Regions from separate parts of the Homo sapiens genome. Here region 2 is linked to region 1. A link is an interaction called in ENCODE POLR2A ChIA-PET data of the cell type or tissue named here. Cell type or tissue: MCF 10A. All regions are shown on one strand. Links, peaks and the distances in the headings refer to the core of each region. The heading gives the core; the rest is flanking DNA.

Region 1 (8,321 bases), core at 240-8,239:
AAGGGGCCCCAGGGTCTCACTGGGGCAGGGCCTTGAGGATGGCATTCACTTCCTCCGCCACGGCTGTCAGGGCAAATTCAAACTGGTCCTGAGGAAGGGCAGTGGTAGGATGGTCATGGAGAGGGCTGACCTGTGCTCTGCCCTCAAGATGGGGGGCTTTTGGTGGGGGGAGGGCCCTGGGCAGGTCCCCTGGGAGGAAGGGAGCCCTCCTGGAGGAGGCGCAGAAGCAGGTGGGAAAGGTTGGCAGCTGCTGCTTTCCCTGGGGTGGCCAAGAAGTGGGTGCTAGGGAAGGGTGGGAGCTGGGGTTGGGGCAGGAAGGCATGGTCACCTTAGAGCGGACAAGGCCAGGCCGCTGGTCACGGACATGCTCCAGGGTGGCAGCGATGTCAATCTCCTTCACTCCTGGAGATGGAGGTGGGGATGGGGCTGCTCAGGGGGTGTCCAGAGGAGGACAGGACCCAGAAAACCTGAGGCCTCCTGGAGGCAAAGAGCCTTGGAGGGCTGGGCAGAGCCTGGAGGTTGACAACCTGCTCCTTCTGAGCTCCCAGGACCCTGTGTGCTGGGGAGCCTCTAAAAAGGGCCTGGGGGCTGCGGGCACCGTGGGGAAGCTCCCTACCTTTTGCCATGCGGTTCAGGACCATGTCGATGAGGATGTAGGTGCCGGTCCTCCCCGCACCATCACTGAAACAGGAGTTAGTGACAGGTTTAGCTTGAGATGCAGCAGAAAGGGGGAGGGACGGAGGAGGCGAGGAGGCCTGGAGGCCTGGGGGAGGGGAGGACACTGGGTGACCCGTTGGGGTTGGCTTGGAGAGGGACAGTGAGCCGAGGATGAAGGAAAGCTCATAGCACCTGCACGCTGGGACTTGGGCCTTGAGAGGGGAGTCTGTGACCTGTGGGTGTCATTTGGGCAATGGGACAACCAAAGAGGAGAGCCATGGCTCAGCCCAGAAGCAGAGGCAGCAGGAGGGAATTGGATGGGCCTCTCTAGCCTTCAGCCAGCTTTTTGTGTATAGGGGGCCAATGGTCAATATTTTCAACTTTGTGGGCCACATACAGTTTGTATCACATACTTTTCTTCTTTTTTCTTCACCCATTTAAAACTGTGAATGCCACGCTTAGGTCTTGGCCATTAAAAACAGGTGGTGTGCTGGATTTGGACTATGCCTGCAGTTTGCTAGCACCAAGGGGACAGGCAGGCAATGTGCACAGGAGACGCACACAGGGAGTGGGACCAGAGAGATGAATCTCCTCTCCACCCACCTGCAGTGCACGATGATGGGGCAGGAGCGGCCCCGGTAGCACTTGTTCACCTTCCTGCAACAAGAAATGGGTGTGAGGGCCAGTGGGCACCAGCAGAGAGGGAAAGGGAAGCTGAAACACATGACGTGGGCCTCTCTTTCTTCCTTTTCTCCCCACCTGCCCGGGGCAGAGAGGGAAGATGGTTGGAGAAAGGAGCCAGGGCTGGAGGCAAAGAACCAGAGCTGGTGTGGGTGGCATTGGGCTCGCCTTGTCACTTGCAAGCTAGGTGCCCAAGCTATGCACCTGGAACAACTGATTTAACCTCTTTGAGCCTCAGTTTTCTTACCTGTAAAATGGAGGATAGTAAGAAAAACCTCCTTAGGGTTCTTACAATGATCACATGAGATAACCCATGTAAAGAGCTAAGTGCTAGGTCTGGCACACAATAGGTGCTCAATACATGGTAGCAGGTGGCAACTATTAATGATAATACATCATCATATTAAGAGACACTTCTGCCCAAGTCCAAGGGGATAGCTTTCTGGTGACTTCAAGGGTGTCAGTCTTGCCACATCCCTGCTCTGGCCCTCTGCCATTCTTTATGACCACCCAGGCTGTTTTCCTCCCGACTCAGGCTCCAGTGGTCCTTACCAGTTGTGACATCAGGCTGCCCTGGGCATAGTGTTCCCTGGGCCAGGGGAGGACAACCCCAACCCCTCAACTCGGGACATTGTGCTACTGCTTGTCTCCCTGGAGCAGTCTCACTTCAGCACAGGCATTCTGTGGCTGCGTTATATTCAGACTTGGGGTCCCCTTGGACCTCAGACCTTTCTCCACTGCCCCTGACCACAACTCAGTGAGGAGCAGGGGGCTTCTCCGTCTCTCAATGGACCCATCTAACCTGCCCTTGTCCTTTATGACCTTTCTGCTTTGGGAGTCACCTGCATACTCCTGATATCCCTGCAAGCCAGAACCAGGGAAGACCTTCTTAGGGGTTGTCAGATTGAAGTTTGGAACTTCACAGTCCTTCAGCTATAGGACCAGGTGACTTAGAATGGCTTCATAGGAGTCCACATGGTTTTCTAGCTCATTGGCTGTTACGTCAGAGGGCTAGGGTAGAAGAGTAATCACAATAGTTGTTTTTGCTCATTTAATAATGATAATAGGCAGCATCTAGAATTAACGGAGCCCTTGCTATGTATCAGGCACTTACACTAGATTTTACATACTTTATCAAATCTTGCAACAGCCCTCTAAAGCAGGGGTCCCCAATCCCTGGGCCATGGACCAGTGTCAGTCTATGGCCTGTTGGGAACCGAGCCGCATAGCAGGAGGCAAGCGAACATTACCACCTGAGCTCCGCCTCCTGTTAGATCAGCCATTGCAATAGATTCTCACAGAAGTGCGAACCCTATCGTGACCTGCACATGTGAGGGATCTAGGTTGTGAGCTCCTTATGAGAATCTAATGCCTGATGATCTGAGGGGGAACAGTTTCATCCTCAAACCACCCCCTCTCCCAGCCGTGGAAAAATTGTCTTCCACAAAACCGGTCCCTTGTGCCAAAAAGGTTGGGAACCTCTGCTCTAAAGTATGTGTAATCATCCCCATCTCACAGGTAGCGGAATGGAGGGAAGCCAAGGAACTTACTCAGGGTCACTTTCTTAGGGTCTCTTTTATTAATTTGTTTTCCTTCTAGGGGGGCTTGACCAAACTGCATTTATTTATTTATTTATTTATTTATTTATTTTGAGAGGGAGTCTGGCTCTGTTGCCCAAGTGGCAGTACAGTGGCACGGTCTCGTCTCACTGCAACTGCTGCCTCCCAGGTTTAAGAGATTCTCCTGCCTCAGCCTCCCGAGTAGCTGGGAGTACAGGCGCTCGCCACCCTGCCTGGCTAATTTTTGTATTTTTGGCAGAACAGGGTTTGACCATGTTGGCCAGTCTGGTCTTGAACTCCTGATCTCAAGTGATCCACCCACCTCGGCCTCCCAAAGTGCTGGGATTACAGGTGTGAACCACCGCGCCCGGCCCCGAACTGCATTTCTTAAGCAACAGTTTATTTGTTCTGGATGTCTAATGCCAACTGAGTTTACATAATTCCAGCCTAAAGCAATCTTTTAGCTTATCTGTGCAGCTTTAAAACAGATCCATGCACTAGTTCTACCAGGATTTTTTAAATATGGAAAAAAGGAAATAGCTCTGATACCCTGGCACTGCTTTCAAGACGCCTGTGTCTCAGGCCTCAGGGACCCCAGTTAGAAACTGCTGTCCTGAGGTTCAGAAACTATACCCATGTCCCCACCCCCAGCTCTGCTCCTCTGTCCAGTACCTAGAGACATCAGGCCAGCTTGGCAAGGGACAGAGAACCAGGAGAAGGGCGCAGTGTGGGTGGGCCCCTGCCCTTGGTAGTGGGCTTCCCAAGTACCTGTCTGGGGCTAGGAAAAGCAGGGGACGCTGGAGGGCTGACCTGTCTTGGTGTCAGTGTTGGAAAAGGGTAAGTCCCTCAGGTAGCCCCTGTCTAGTCCCCACCTGCTCCACTGAGCCCCCCAGAATCCAGAGATCCTCCCACACTCCTTTCGACAGTCTTTGCCTCTTCCCTGTACCCCTTGCTCCCAGCTCGGGGTGGTCCCCGGGCCACATGTCCTGTCTGTCCATGCAGCAGCCACACCTGCCAATGATCACTTTTGTGACTATGCAACTGGAGTGAGAATACTAGCTGCAGATCACAAAAATGACACTGGCAGCTGTGAGGGAGAGAGAGAAAGAGGGAAGAAGGGAGAGGGAAGGACAGAGAGAGGAAAGACAGGCAGCGGGAGGGAGAGGGAGAGACGGACAGAGCAGCAGAGAGAAACTGGCAGACAGGGGAAGGAGGTGGAGAAAAACAGGGGAGAGGGCAGAGAGAAAGGAAGAGAAGCGCGGAGAGGGAGAAATGGAGAGAGAGGGAAAGGGTGAGGCAGAGACAGAGTGAGAGAGAGATGGGGAGAGAGAAGAGGAAGAAAGAGGAAAGGAAAAAGAATGAAAGACACAGAAAAAAGAGGCGAAGAGACGGAGAGGGATGAAGGAGGGACGGAGAGGGATGAAGGAGGGGAGACGGGCAGGCGGGAGTGAGAGACGGAGGGGGCAGCAAGGCAGCGCAGTGCAGGGCCTGGAGACAGCGGGGCAGGAGGGAACTGGAAGGAGAAAGGAAGCAGGGGTCCTGGAGAGGGAGGGGAGACAGAAAGCAGAGGGCCCTCTGGAGGAAGCAGGTGGAGGAGAAGGAGCCAGTCCCGGGAGCGTGAGAGGGAGGGAGCAGAGCAGCAGCGGCCGGCGCGGAGCTGGCCCACGCGGGTGGTGGAGGCTCGGGGAAGGGCACAGCCGGAGCCTCAGGCCTGCTTTTAGGGGTGGGAGCGTGGGGTCTGGAGCGGGCGGCCAGAAGTCAGAGGCCGAGGCTCCAGGCCCGACCCGGGGCTCCAGGCCGAGCGGCGGGCGGACCCCGGCTCCGCCCCCGCCCATGCGGTCCCTCCAGGCGGGGGCGCCCGCGCTCACCTGCGGAAGTCCAGCAGGGGCCGCGTGGAGGCCGGTGTGCCCTCTGCCGGCCAGCTGAGGAAGTGGAACTGCGTGAGCGTGCGCGTCTCCTGGGTCTGCACGTTCTTCAGGTAGAAGCTCCGCACCAGAAAGTCCTCGCACCAGATGTGCTCCGACACCAGGTTCACCTGCCCGGCAGGGGCCCAGGCCTGAGCGCCGCGGGCTGCCCCAGTCCCCGCGTTGCGCGCGCTCTCCTCGCGACCTTCTCGGTCTCTCCAACCACCGCCCGGCCTCCCAGGCCGGTTCAAATTCTAAGTTCCAGCGGTCCCAGGAACCCTGGCTGCCTGTCACTTATCTACTGCTCAGGACCACTAGTAGCTTTTCCACCCAGACACAGCTATTGTGAGCCTCTCGAGGTCGGAGTTTCTCCTCCCTCTTCCTCGCAGGGTCTACCAGAGTATCGGTGCTACACGTGCCATAAACTTGGATGAAATTCTGTAGTATTCTTACTGGATTTTTTTCGTTAACCACCAGCAGGACCAATGAAAGGCTTTTTAAAAAAACCGTCATGTGCTTATTTGGTGGGGAAAAAATTACTATTCAGGCTCATCTGGTGATGAGAAGCTTCTGCTGTGTTCTTAAGGTTTTTTTGTCTTAGTGGGGACTCACGTTCTCCCATTTGTCTGAAATATTTCTCTTTCCCCTGCTTGGCCTCTGCCCAGTTCCCCCTCCTTCTCCACCCCTCCACCTAGTCTCTCTCCTAATGAAAAAGTTTGTTTCTCTTTTACATTAGTAACGTATGTAACGGGTGGTATGTCTTTCTTTGCTTTGGCCACCAGGAAACTCAGAGCTAAATTAGGTTCAATTAACGTAGGTCTTAATCTCAGTCTTTGGGTATCCTTATCTTCCCTGTCTAATATACACTTAGCTGTTAGCTTCTTACCTCGGTTTTGGTGGTTTTATAGTTTGATCTCTGTGCCTTTATCATAAGTCTCTATGAACGCTTTTTGACTCTAGACAGGACACACACACACACACACACACACACACATGTATGTTCTGTAAACAGGACACACACATGTATATATGTGAATATATGGGTATGCATATATGTGTTTATATATATTCATATATGTATGAATCATGAGCAGGGCCAATAAAAGCCTTTTTAAAAAGACTGTTGAGTGCTCATTTGGTGAAGAAAACGTTACGAAAAGGCCATCATCTACTCTTCCCACATCCATTGTCCCCTTGCTGTGGGGCCCTGCTGACCTCATATACGTGGTAGAGGGAGGCACCCTCATCTGGCCAGTAGCGGTCACACTGCTTGACACCATCCTCCACCAGCGGGGTCAGCATGACGATGACGGTGCAGCCGCTCTCCCACACCATCTAGGGACAGAGACCCAGTTGAGCTCCACTCTAACCTCCCTGGGACCTCGTGGCCACAAGGACCCCAGCGAAGCCCTCCCTTTAAGAGCCCACCTGCCAGAAGTCTGCGATGGTATGGGACAGCGGGCCCTGCGTGGCTATGTAGGCTGGCATCCGAGGGTCATGCTCAATCTGGAGGCAGGGAAGATACACCATGAGCCAGTGTGGGAAATGCCACTATGGACAGGCGTGGTCAGAGCAAGTGGGTCAGGGTCTGAGAAGGCTGGCAGTTCCCCCTTGCTAGGATATCAGGCCCCACCACTCCAGGGGGTTGGTGGGGTGGCAGGTGACCACGGGGAAATGGAGTGCATAGGGCCAGGATAATGATGGGGCAGAGGTGGGGGCTGGAGTCAGGGCCACTCACAATGGGGCTGGCGTTGATGTAATCGCTCCGAGAAGGGCTGCTCTCCACCTTCAGTTTTATGCGGGCATGGTCATCTGCACAGACCCGACACCCCACCCCAGATGGCCCTCTGGTCATTGGCATCGCGGGACCTCTGCCACTCAGCCTGAGCCAGAAGCCCAACCCCTTACCCCAAGCCCTCCAGACCTCGCAGCAGAGAGAGGGCTGGGCCAGGTGGGCCAGCAGGGTTCACTCACAGGGCAGGAAGTCAGGATGCCGGTTCTTTTTGATGTTGCCCTCCCCCTGCGCGGTGGCACAGGTGTTTGGCTCTGCTTGGTAGGCACAGAGGGCCTGCCACTCCTTGGCAAGGCGGTCCCGGTTCCGCAGGTGATCCTCCATGTATGCCTGTGGGGGCACCACGGTCTGGCTCTGGCCCACACAGCCAGCCTGGCCTCTCTCACCATCCCATTCCTTCACCCACTCTGGGCCCAGGCCCTGTCCTGACCAGAATCATGTGTCCCGTGGAGATGTCCATGTTGGCTTGGGCCGGCTCCTCGCACCAGGACGGGGTGCTGCTGTGGGAGCTGGGGCTGGCCTGGGCTGCGTCGCTGAACTGGGAGGACACACTGCTCACCCGTGAAGGCTCCGGTGGACCCTCTGCCCGGTTGAACAAGGACTTCGTGGCCATGTGCTGGCGGCACAGGTCCTGTGGAGGAAGAATCAGGTGAGGTCCAAGAGTCCCCTGAAACTTTTCAACAGGGCCCTGGGTTCAACTCTGGGCTCCTAGGCTTGCCCTTGACTGATTTTCAGTGGAACTCAGCTCCTCTGGGGTATGGTCTTCTGCCTGGCCCTGATCCTTTCCAGGGCTGTTTTGCTTGGGTGGTGCTTATGTCAACCTCAGACATGACAGAGTGGAATCCCAGAGCCCCAGAAGCACAGCACCAAGAAGAACCTTAGGCACTGTATGCTCCCAATTCCCATGCGTTCATAAAGGCCCCTACCATACTCCCTCCCACTGGGGCTTCTCCAGCCTCCACTGGACCTTCCCAGGGATGAGGGCTCACTCCCCATTCAGTTCCGACCCTTAGTCCACGCAAGACCCAGACTCCCAGGCCCCTTGCATTTCCTTTGCTCAATCAGCTTCTGGGGCTGCACACCTGGTACTCAAAGGTAGTGTCACCATGGGCCCCCTCAGGCCCCAGGGCTGCCAGGCGCTCCTTGTCTTGCTGCCGCGCATGCTGCCGCACACACAGAGCCACAGCCAGAGCCACCAGCAGCCCAGCCACACCTGCCAGGGCCACCAGAGTGAGCAGCACTGAGCGCATGGGTGAGGTGCTGTGCGCAGTTTGGGGAAGGACTGCAGCTGCCTCCTCCCTCTGTGGGAACAAGGCTAGAATCAAGGGAGGCAGTGGCATAGGGAGGTTTCAGAGCTGCTCCTCACCCCGGTCCCATGCCACACCCCCTGTTAGGACATCTCCTGGGGCAAAGCTGGGAGATTAGGGGTATGGTGGTACAGCCAGATGGGCTCAGATTCTCCTTCTCAATCCCCATCGGATCAACTCAACCACAGTGCAGTGCCAGAGGCCCCCACCAGGAGTGTTTGCATTTAAAAACGGACAGAGAACCCTAGGAATTGAATTGTAGAACGTGAGGCATCAGTGTTGGATGCAGAAGACAAAGGTATTTTGAGTATAGGCCGGGCGTGGTGGCTCACACCTGTAATCTCAGCACTTTGGGGGGCCAAAGGTTGGCGGATCACCTGAGATCGGGAGTTCGAGACCAGCCTGGCCAACATGGTGAAAC
Region 2 (8,321 bases), core at 38-8,037, 88 kb before region 1:
AAGGCAGAACTCAGGGAAGGCAGTCATGCCAGCCGACTAATCTCCTAGGATCTGAAACCAGCTTCAATCAGCTTCCGCATCCTGGTACTTCACTTAAATATTTAAATACCTTGCACTGATAAGGTGTTTGATTTTTGATAACCCACGGAGAGATTTGGGATTTTCCCCAAACACTCTGAGAAAAATCATCACTTAAGATTCCTTTTTTTGACTTGGGCATGGTGGCTCACACCTGTAATCCTAACACTTTGGGAGGCAGAGGTGGGTGGATCATGAGGTCAGGAGTTCTAGACCAGCCTGGCCAACATGGTGAAACCCCATCTCTACTAAAAATTAGCCGGGTGTGGTGGCGGGCGCCTGTAGTCCCAGCTACTTGGGAGGCTGAGGCAGGAGAGTTGCTTGAACCCAGGAGGCAGAGGTTGCAGTGAGCTGAGATCATGCCACTGCACTCCAGCCTGGGCGACAGAGCGATACTCCATCTCAAAAAAAAAAAAAAAAGATTCCTCTTTTCAGTAGTTAAGGAGGGTCCAAGAGTAGATTTTTGGGAGGCAAATTTGTATGATGGAAAGAACATAGAACTGAAGACAATACAAAAATTTAGGTCCAGATTCTGACTTCGTAGCAAGTAATTTAATCTCTCTCAACTTCAGATTTTTTATCTGCAAAATGGGGATACATGATATCTTTTTCAAAAGATTTTCTTTCTTTTTTTTTTTTTTTTTTTGAGACAGAGTCTCACTCTGTTGCCCAAGCTGGAGTGCAGTGGCACAATCTCGGCTTACTGCAAGCTCCGCCTCCTGGGTTCACGCCATTCTCCTGCTTCAGCCTCCCGAGTAGCTGGGACCACAGGTGCCCGCCACCACGCCCAGCTAATTTTTTGTATTTTTAGTAGAGACAGGGTTTCACCGTGCTAGCCAGGATGGTCTCGATCTCCTGACCTTGTGATCTGCCCGCCTTGGCCTCCCAAAGTGCTGGGATTACAGGCGTGAGCCACCGTGCCCGGCCTACTTCAAAGGATTTTCACAGGGGATTAAATAAGCTAACACATGAGGAAGAGCAGGACACAACAATAAGTGCTAGTTTTTCTTTCCATTTCTTTTTTTTCCTGTTTCTTTATTAATTGAGACATAGTCTCGCTCTGTTGCCACCATGCCTGGCTGATTTTTGTATTTTTAGTAAAGACAGGGTTTCACCATGTTGGCCAGGGTGGTCTTGAACTCCTGGCTTCTGGTGATCTGCCCACCTCAGCCTCCCAAAGTGTTGGGATTATAGGCATGAGCCATCGTGCCTGGCCTTTTCCTTCCATTTCTATATGCACTGTTTCACTAAGAGTCAATTGAGAGGCGGAAAACCACTGAGACAAATACCATTAAACTAATATTCAAGTTGAATTGGAGCCAAGACACCTTTTCTGGCTATCCTCAGTTTGACCTTGTCTGCTTTAGACCTGCTAAAGCTAAAATAACTGGCGTCTGGCTATGACTATGCCTGCGAATTTTAGAGGAACCTATGTCTACTGTCCCAATGAGAGGCTGCAGCTCAGTTACCCACAGCTAAAGCGCAAGGCTGCTTAGCAGGTCTGTGTATGCTTTGTTGGTCTACAATAAAAGAGACTTAAGTAATGCTCAGTTGTTAATTGATATCTCCTAAAATAGCTAATTCAAGTTGCAAAATGTTATTTGATTTCTCTCTCAGTGTTCTCCTGGCTTCTTTTATTCAGGAAGCAAGGAGGCTACATTGGGGAATGGTGACTTTGGTTTGTGCGGGCACTCTTTTTAAATCGTGGGATGAGAACATCACCCAGTGAGAAAGCCCCTGGGCTGGTAATCAGCACAGAGAGCTTAGTCAGGACTATAACCCATCAGTCAGAAAAATATTTGCCTGGGAAGAGAGATACTACCGTGAGAGCTTCATTCACTTTTATCGTGGTCGCTGGGGTCTCTGAGGTAAGTCTGTTATGGCATGATATGGTCTGGATATGTGTCCCCTCCAAATCTCATGTTGAAATGTATTCCCGCCGGGCGCAGTGGCTCATGCCTGTAATTCCAGCACTTTGGGAGGCCGAGGCGGGCGGATCACGAGGTCAGGAGATCGAGACCATCCTGGCTAACACGGTGAAACCCCATCTCTCCTAAAAATACAAAAAATTAGCCGGGCGTGGTGGCATGCGCCTGTAATCCTAGCTACTTGGGAGGCTGAGGCAGGAGAATGGTATGAACCCGGGAGGCGGAGGTTGCAGTGAGCTGAGACTGTGCCACTGCACTCCAGCCTGGGCGACAGAGTGAGATTCTGTCTCAAAAAAGAAAAAAAAAAAAAAAAAAAGAAAAGAAAAAGAAATGTATTCCCAATGTCAGAGGTGGGACCTGGCAGGAGGTGATTGGAACCTGAGAGTGGACCCCTCATGAATGGCTTAGTGCCATCCTCTTGGTGATGAGTGAATTCTCACTCAGTTCACATCAGATCTGGTTTTGAAAAGACTCTGGGACCTCCCTCTTCTCTCTCTTGCTCCCACTCTTGCCATGTGACATGCCTGTTCCCCCTAGGCCTTCTGCAATGATTAGAAGCTTCCTGAGGCCTCACCAGAAGCTGAGCAGATGCTGGCACCATGCTTCCTATGCAGTCTGCAGAACCATGAATAAATTAAACCTCTTTCTTTATAAATCAACCAGCCTCAGATTTTTTTTTTTTTTTAAAGACAGGGTCTCACTTTGTTATCCAGCTGAAGCACAGTGGTACAATCATAGCTCACTGCAACTTCGAGCTCCTAGGCTCAAGCAATCCTCCCACCAAAGCCTCTCGAGTATTTGGGACAACGGGTGGATGCCACCATGCCCAGCTAACTTTTTAAAAATTTTTTTTGTAGAGAGGGAGGTCTTACTATGTTGCCCAGGCTGGTCTCAAACTCCTGGACTCGAGTGACCCTCCCACCTTGGCCTCCGAGGGATGGGATTACAGGCATGAGCCACCATGCCTAGCGAGGTATTTCTGTATAGCAACATAAGAACAAATGACTACATTTGCACTTCAAGCATTCTGGCTCATGCTCAAAAATGAGATCCGAAGATTTTTATTTTTTGAGTTCCACAAGGCTTTGGTTATCTGAGCATTTGTAAAGTGGGAGTGGGGAGAGAGGCAGTGTTTATCTTTGTTTAGTCTGCTCCATACACGTTTCTCCAAACTGAAAGCCTACAATTCTTTCTATTTTTGTAGAGACAGGGTCTCACTATGTTGCCCAGGCTGGAACTCCTAGGCTCAAGCGATCCTCCTGCGTCAGCCTCCCAAAGTGCTGAAATTACAAGCGTCAGCCACCATGCCGGGACTGGAAGCCTACAATTCTAAATTGTACTGATGAATATAGAGAGGAAAAAAAATGAATAAACAAAATTCTTAGAACCAAATGATTATAATGAGACTGGGAAAAAATTATTTGAAATCTGACAGTTATATATTGAAACAAAATAAAAGCATTTATAAAGTCCTGGATGCAATTTAAAATAAAAAGAATATTGGCTGGGAGTGGTGGCTCATGCCTGTAATCCCAGCACTTTGGGAGGCCGAGGCGGGCAGATCACGAGGTCAGGAGTTCGAGACCAGCCTGGGCAACATGGTGAAACGCCGTCTCTAAAAATACAAAAATTAGCTGGACGCAGTGGTGTGCACCTGTAGTCCCAACTACTTGGGAGGCTGAGGCAGGAGAATCGCTTGAACCCGGGAAGCAGAGGTTGCAGTGAGCCGAGATCATGCCACTGCACTCCAGCCTGGGTGACAAGAGTGACACTGTGTCTCAAAAAAAAAAAAATTATATTGGTCAGGTGTGGTGGCTCACGTCTGTAATCCCAGCACTTTGGGAGGCCAAGGCAGGAGGATCACTTAAGGCCAGGAGTTCGAGACCAATCTGGGCAACAAAGAGAGACCCCTCCCCAACCCCATTTCTACAAAATTAAAAATTAGCTGAGCACGGTGGCTTGTGCCTGTAGTCCTGGCTACATTCAATAATTACTAAGAATATTCTAGGCTAGGGTTTTTCAGAGTGTGGTGCATGGCAATCTGTGTCAGAATTCCTTCAGGTGCTTCCTACTGAATTAGAAGCTCCAGGGCCCGGAAATCCGCATTTTAAACTAGCTCCGTAGGCGATTTGGATTCACACTAAAGACTGAGGACCACACTGTTCTAGGCACTGTTAGGTGCTGGGACCTAACACGAAACAAGGTAGACGTGGTTCCTGATTTCCCAGTATGCTCATATAGGGGTTGGTCGCATTAGTGATATGGGTGCTAGAATGGAAGAAGTAAGATCACATAGCAGGTGCGCCTAGTTCAGACTGAGGAGGGATCTGCAGCTCTAGAGACGTCTGTACTTCAGAGAAATACAGGAGCTGTCAGCTCGTGGAGGCGAAGGGCAGCCGTGGCCGTGAACAAAATGGCCAGGAGGAGGGCATCGTGTGTGAAGCGGGCTAAGGACCGAATTGTGAAAGACCCCAAACCACCCAGCCTTCCATCCCCCAAGATATCCGTCTTTGCCTTCGCTGGCCTTCCTCTGCGGAGCTACGCCCGCGCCCAGGGTGGCGGAGCCGCGCATCAACACCCTCTCGCCTCGGGACAGTCTTCCGACTCAGCCTTCTAGAGCAAGGCGAGGCGGGGCGGGGCTCAACCGAGGCCCTCCCCGGCTGCCCGGAGACTGCGCCGGACGCGCCAGCCCTGCGGGATGACGTCAGCGCGCCGCGCGCGCCGAGGGAGGAGCGGGCGCCGGGGGCCGGCTGGCGCGGGGGCTCCGGTAACCCGGGCTGGGCGGGGGAGAGGAAGGGGCGGGGCAGGGAGCCCGCCAGAGTGCGGGGTCGCGGTGCGGACTTCGAGCACGAGCCCTAAAGACGCTCAGCACTCGTCGCTTCTCCTAGCAGACCCTGCCCGGCTTGGCGATGGAGTTTCCGGACCTCGGCGCTCACTGTTCGGAGCCGAGCTGTCAGCGCTTGGGTGAGGGGCGGAGCGCGCGGGGGGCGGGGCCCAGCGGACAGGGACTTTGAACCGCAGGTTGGGAGGGAAGGGTGGGCTCCCAGGCTGGCAATGCCGGGGGGCGGGGCTTGAAGCTGGGGGGGGGTGGTCAGCGGCAGAGGGGGCGTGGCCAAGGAGGTAATGGGCTTGGGAAGGGGCGGTGTGTCGAAAATAGGGTGGCGTTTTCCTTCCCGAGTGGAAGACTTGAGTGAGAGAGAAGGACATCGAGGTCCCGCTGGACCTGCAATCCGACCAACTCTTTGCAGATTTTCTGCCGCTTAAGTGTGATGCCTGCTCAGGCATCTTCTGCGCAGACCATGTGGCCTACGCCCAGCATCACTGTGGATCTGCTTACCAAAAGGTGAGGGGGCGATCCTCAGGGTGAAAGCAGGCAGATGGAGAATGCGTGCAGAATCCCCCAAATCTGTGTCTCACGTTTCTTCTCCCTTTTGTCCTTCTGAGGCTGTCAGTGCTGGGAAACACTGTTTTTTTGCGTGTTTGTGGTGGGTCATATCCAAGTTCTTTCAGGACCAGAGATTTGTTGGACTGGAGTGGGCCACAGACTGACCCTTGCTCCTTGACTACAGGATATCCAGGTACCTGTGTGCCCTCTCTGTAATGTGCCTGTGCCTGTGGCCAGAGGGGAGCCCCCTGACCGTGCTGTGGGAGAGCACATTGACAGAGACTGTCGCTCTGATCCAGCACAGCAAAAACGTAAGGTAAACATTGTAGGGGTCAGCCACAACCCAGCTGGGACTACGGATGCCTGGAAACCCAAACAGCTAATCAGAGTCTCAGCAGAGACAACCTTCTCACTTCACCTCAGATCTTCACCAATAAGTGTGAACGCGCTGGCTGCCGGCAGCGAGAAATGATGAAACTGACCTGTGAACGCTGTAGCCGAAACTTCTGCATCAAGCACCGGCATCCACTGGACCATGATTGCTCTGGGGAGGGGCACCCAACCAGCCGGGCAGGGTAATGGCAGCCAAGTCCTCCACTTGCTTTTGGGAAGCATTCTTTTGGAACTGACTCAAGCTCTGTTGTTATAAATTGGGGAGCTTCAACCCTACCCTGTCGGCTAGGGGAGTCTTTTAGCTTCCTTTTCAAGTGCATGTTTTTCCAGAACTCCCCTCCTGACTTCCTGGGTAAGGCTAGTTCTTGGAGACATGCCAAAAATCTCTCTTCCCTACAGACTTGCTGCCATCTCCAGAGCACAAGCTGTGGCTTCTACAAGCACTGTCCCCAGCCCAAGTCAAACCATGCCTTCCTGTACCTCTCCCAGCAGGTAGGCCTGCCCGTTTCCCTGCTCCCCCTTTTTCCCCTTCACACCTCTGACCTCCACCTCTTCAATGTCTGTCGTAGAGCCACAACCCGATCTCCGTCCTGGACAGCCCCTCCAGTGATTGCTTTGCAGAATGGCCTGGTGAGTTGGGCAGAGGTTGGATGGACAGAAACAAACACACAGAGAGTGAAGTCCAAGGACGCTGGTCTTCTTTCTCCCTTTGTAGAGTGAGGATGAAGCTCTGCAGCGGGCCCTGGAAATGTCCCTGGCAGAAACCAAACCCCAGGTTCCAAGGTACCTTACCCTCTTGTGAAAGAGAGCGCAAGCTGTGGGCAAGGGCTTGGTCTGGAGGCAGGTAGGTGGGACCACTCTGACACAATGCAAGATAATCGCTGGCAACTTGGTCTCAAAATTAAGATGAACTATATGATCTTTGACAAGTTATTTAACCCATGGAGCCTTCATTTCCTCTATAAAACGGGGACAATACTAATACCCACCTTGTAGTGTTGCTATGAAGATTGAGATAATCCTCAGCAGTGCTCAGCACCATGAGGCCCAACACACACAGATCAGATGTTCAAATTTCAGATCTTACCATCATCCAACTTAAACTGTTTCTCCCTCCCAGTTGTCAGGAGGAAGAAGACCTAGCTTTAGCACAAGCACTGTCAGCCAGTGAGGCAGAATACCAGCGGCAGCAGGTATGAGGCTGGGCTGAAGATATATGCTGCAGTGGAAGGGAGGAAGAAGTCAGGGATGGGGGTTCTTCCTAGTGGTGCAGAGTTTTGGAATGGTGGTTATCGTCTGGTTTTCAGTATGACTCCAGCCCATGCTGAGCTCTGAAATGAGGGCTGTCCCTCATTTCCTTGACGTTGCACTGTGTCTTCCCCTCCTTCCCCTCTCTTTGCTCTAGGCCCAGAGCCGCAGCTCGAAGCCGTCCAACTGCAGCCTGTGCTAGGGCCCTGGGCTTGGGGAGGGAGGTTCACCTGAGGAGGACTGTGGCCCTCACACCTCTAGGGTACACAGGGAGAGGAGGCCCGGAGCACCCTGGAGGGCAGAGACAAGCGGGAGTGATGTGGAGGTCGCCCTGGGAGCCTCTGGAAGGCCTTGCTAGTGCTCCAGCTGCATGGAAGAGAGCGGCTAGCAACTGTTCCCTGGTTGGGCCCTCAGTGGATGCTGGCCAGGCCCTACTCTTAGCCCCTTCATCATGTCATCTCCCTTATGCTGGAGCTGCCCCGATGTGGAGTGGGCAGGAAGGGGCCTGGAAAAAATAAAGGATCTTGGCAGTTGATAAAACGTACAAGTGGTGTGTTTCTCTCTCCTCTCTAACCTCAAACAGGAAAGCCGTGTCAAGAATGCTCATCTGACTTATGGGTAGAGGCCCGCTGCAGTACCCCATCCCACAAAGCCACAGTGATCCTCGCACAGTCCACATTTTTATTTCCCCAAAAGATGTTTTTCGGAAAGGTCCCTTTCCCTTACCATAGCTAGCACCATACCCCAAGACCAGGATGAAATAAGCCAGGGAAAGGAGACACATCTTATTCCCTTCTGGGTTAGTCTTTGAGAGGGAAGTGGCCAAACTTTTGTCACCGTTCCATGGTCTGAGGCTTAGTGTCTTCAGAGGTTTCTTCCTGTCCCTGCTGCAGCTGCCACATGTCAGCATACACCCCACCTCGGGACAACAGAGCCTCGTGTCTGGGGTGAGGAGAAAAGTGTGAGTCCTAACCATTAGTTTTACCCCGAGGGTCCTTGCCACCAGCCCACAGAGAGGACGGGATGGGAAGGGAGGTCCCCTCCAGAAGCCCCTGGGACTTCATGCCCCCTTTCCTGGAGCCCCCAATTCAGAAGACCTGTCCTTTTGATCTATGTGTCTCTTACCGTCCCCTCTCCACGATGCAGCCATCCTTGATGACGAGGATCTGGTCAGCATTGACCACAGTTGAGAGCCTGAGAAGTCAAAGATCAGTCGCCTACTACCCCACCCAAAGCGGGCCACATCACCAGCCGCCCCAGGCCTGTAGTCCTGTACCTGTGTGCCACTA

What was found. ChIA-PET counts read pairs that join two places held together with the same protein. Peaks named below come from ENCODE experiments on the same cell type or tissue, not always from the same donor. Only the 100,000 strongest peaks of a DNase experiment are listed, where the experiment ranks them.
Region 2: POLR2A ChIA-PET joins it to region 1 with 11 read pairs; 18 of 35 experiments call an interaction of 5 or more read pairs at or near these places.

What each region holds. Positions count from the first base shown.
Region 1 is chr2:219,290,210-219,298,530 of GRCh38, forward strand. It overlaps PTPRN (protein tyrosine phosphatase receptor type N), which reads right to left. Exons shown (of 23, transcript NM_002846.4): 13 at 7,676-7,894; 14 at 7,024-7,224; 15 at 6,776-6,923; 16 at 6,540-6,613; 17 at 6,230-6,307; 18 at 6,017-6,136; 19 at 4,766-4,932; 20 at 1,261-1,314; 21 at 617-681; 22 at 329-402; 23 at 1-88. The coding sequence ends at 17. MIR153-1 (microRNA 153-1) reads right to left here and starts at 3,991; the gene lies at 3,902-3,991. RefSeq lists a silencer at 4,448-4,947 and an enhancer at 4,638-4,932. In MCF 10A, for the core only: a CTCF peak has its summit at 4,785 (motif pointing left); a DNase peak (open chromatin) is centred at 4,812.
Region 2 is chr2:219,202,073-219,210,393 of GRCh38, forward strand. ZFAND2B (zinc finger AN1-type containing 2B) reads left to right here and starts at 4,710. Exons shown (of 9, transcript NM_138802.3): 1 at 4,710-4,970; 2 at 5,255-5,349; 3 at 5,576-5,707; 4 at 5,815-5,966; 5 at 6,184-6,276; 6 at 6,354-6,414; 7 at 6,500-6,567; 8 at 6,905-6,977; 9 at 7,190-7,576. The coding sequence starts at 4,916. The coding sequence ends at 7,234. It overlaps ABCB6 (ATP binding cassette subfamily B member 6 (LAN blood group)), which reads right to left. Exons shown (of 19, transcript NM_005689.4): 17 at 8,309-8,321; 18 at 8,158-8,226; 19 at 7,700-7,974. The coding sequence ends at 7,866. RefSeq lists enhancers at 4,302-4,551, 5,669-6,168 and a silencer at 4,602-5,001. In MCF 10A, for the core only: no CTCF peak of the experiment used is centred there; DNase peaks (open chromatin) are centred at 4,659 and 4,999.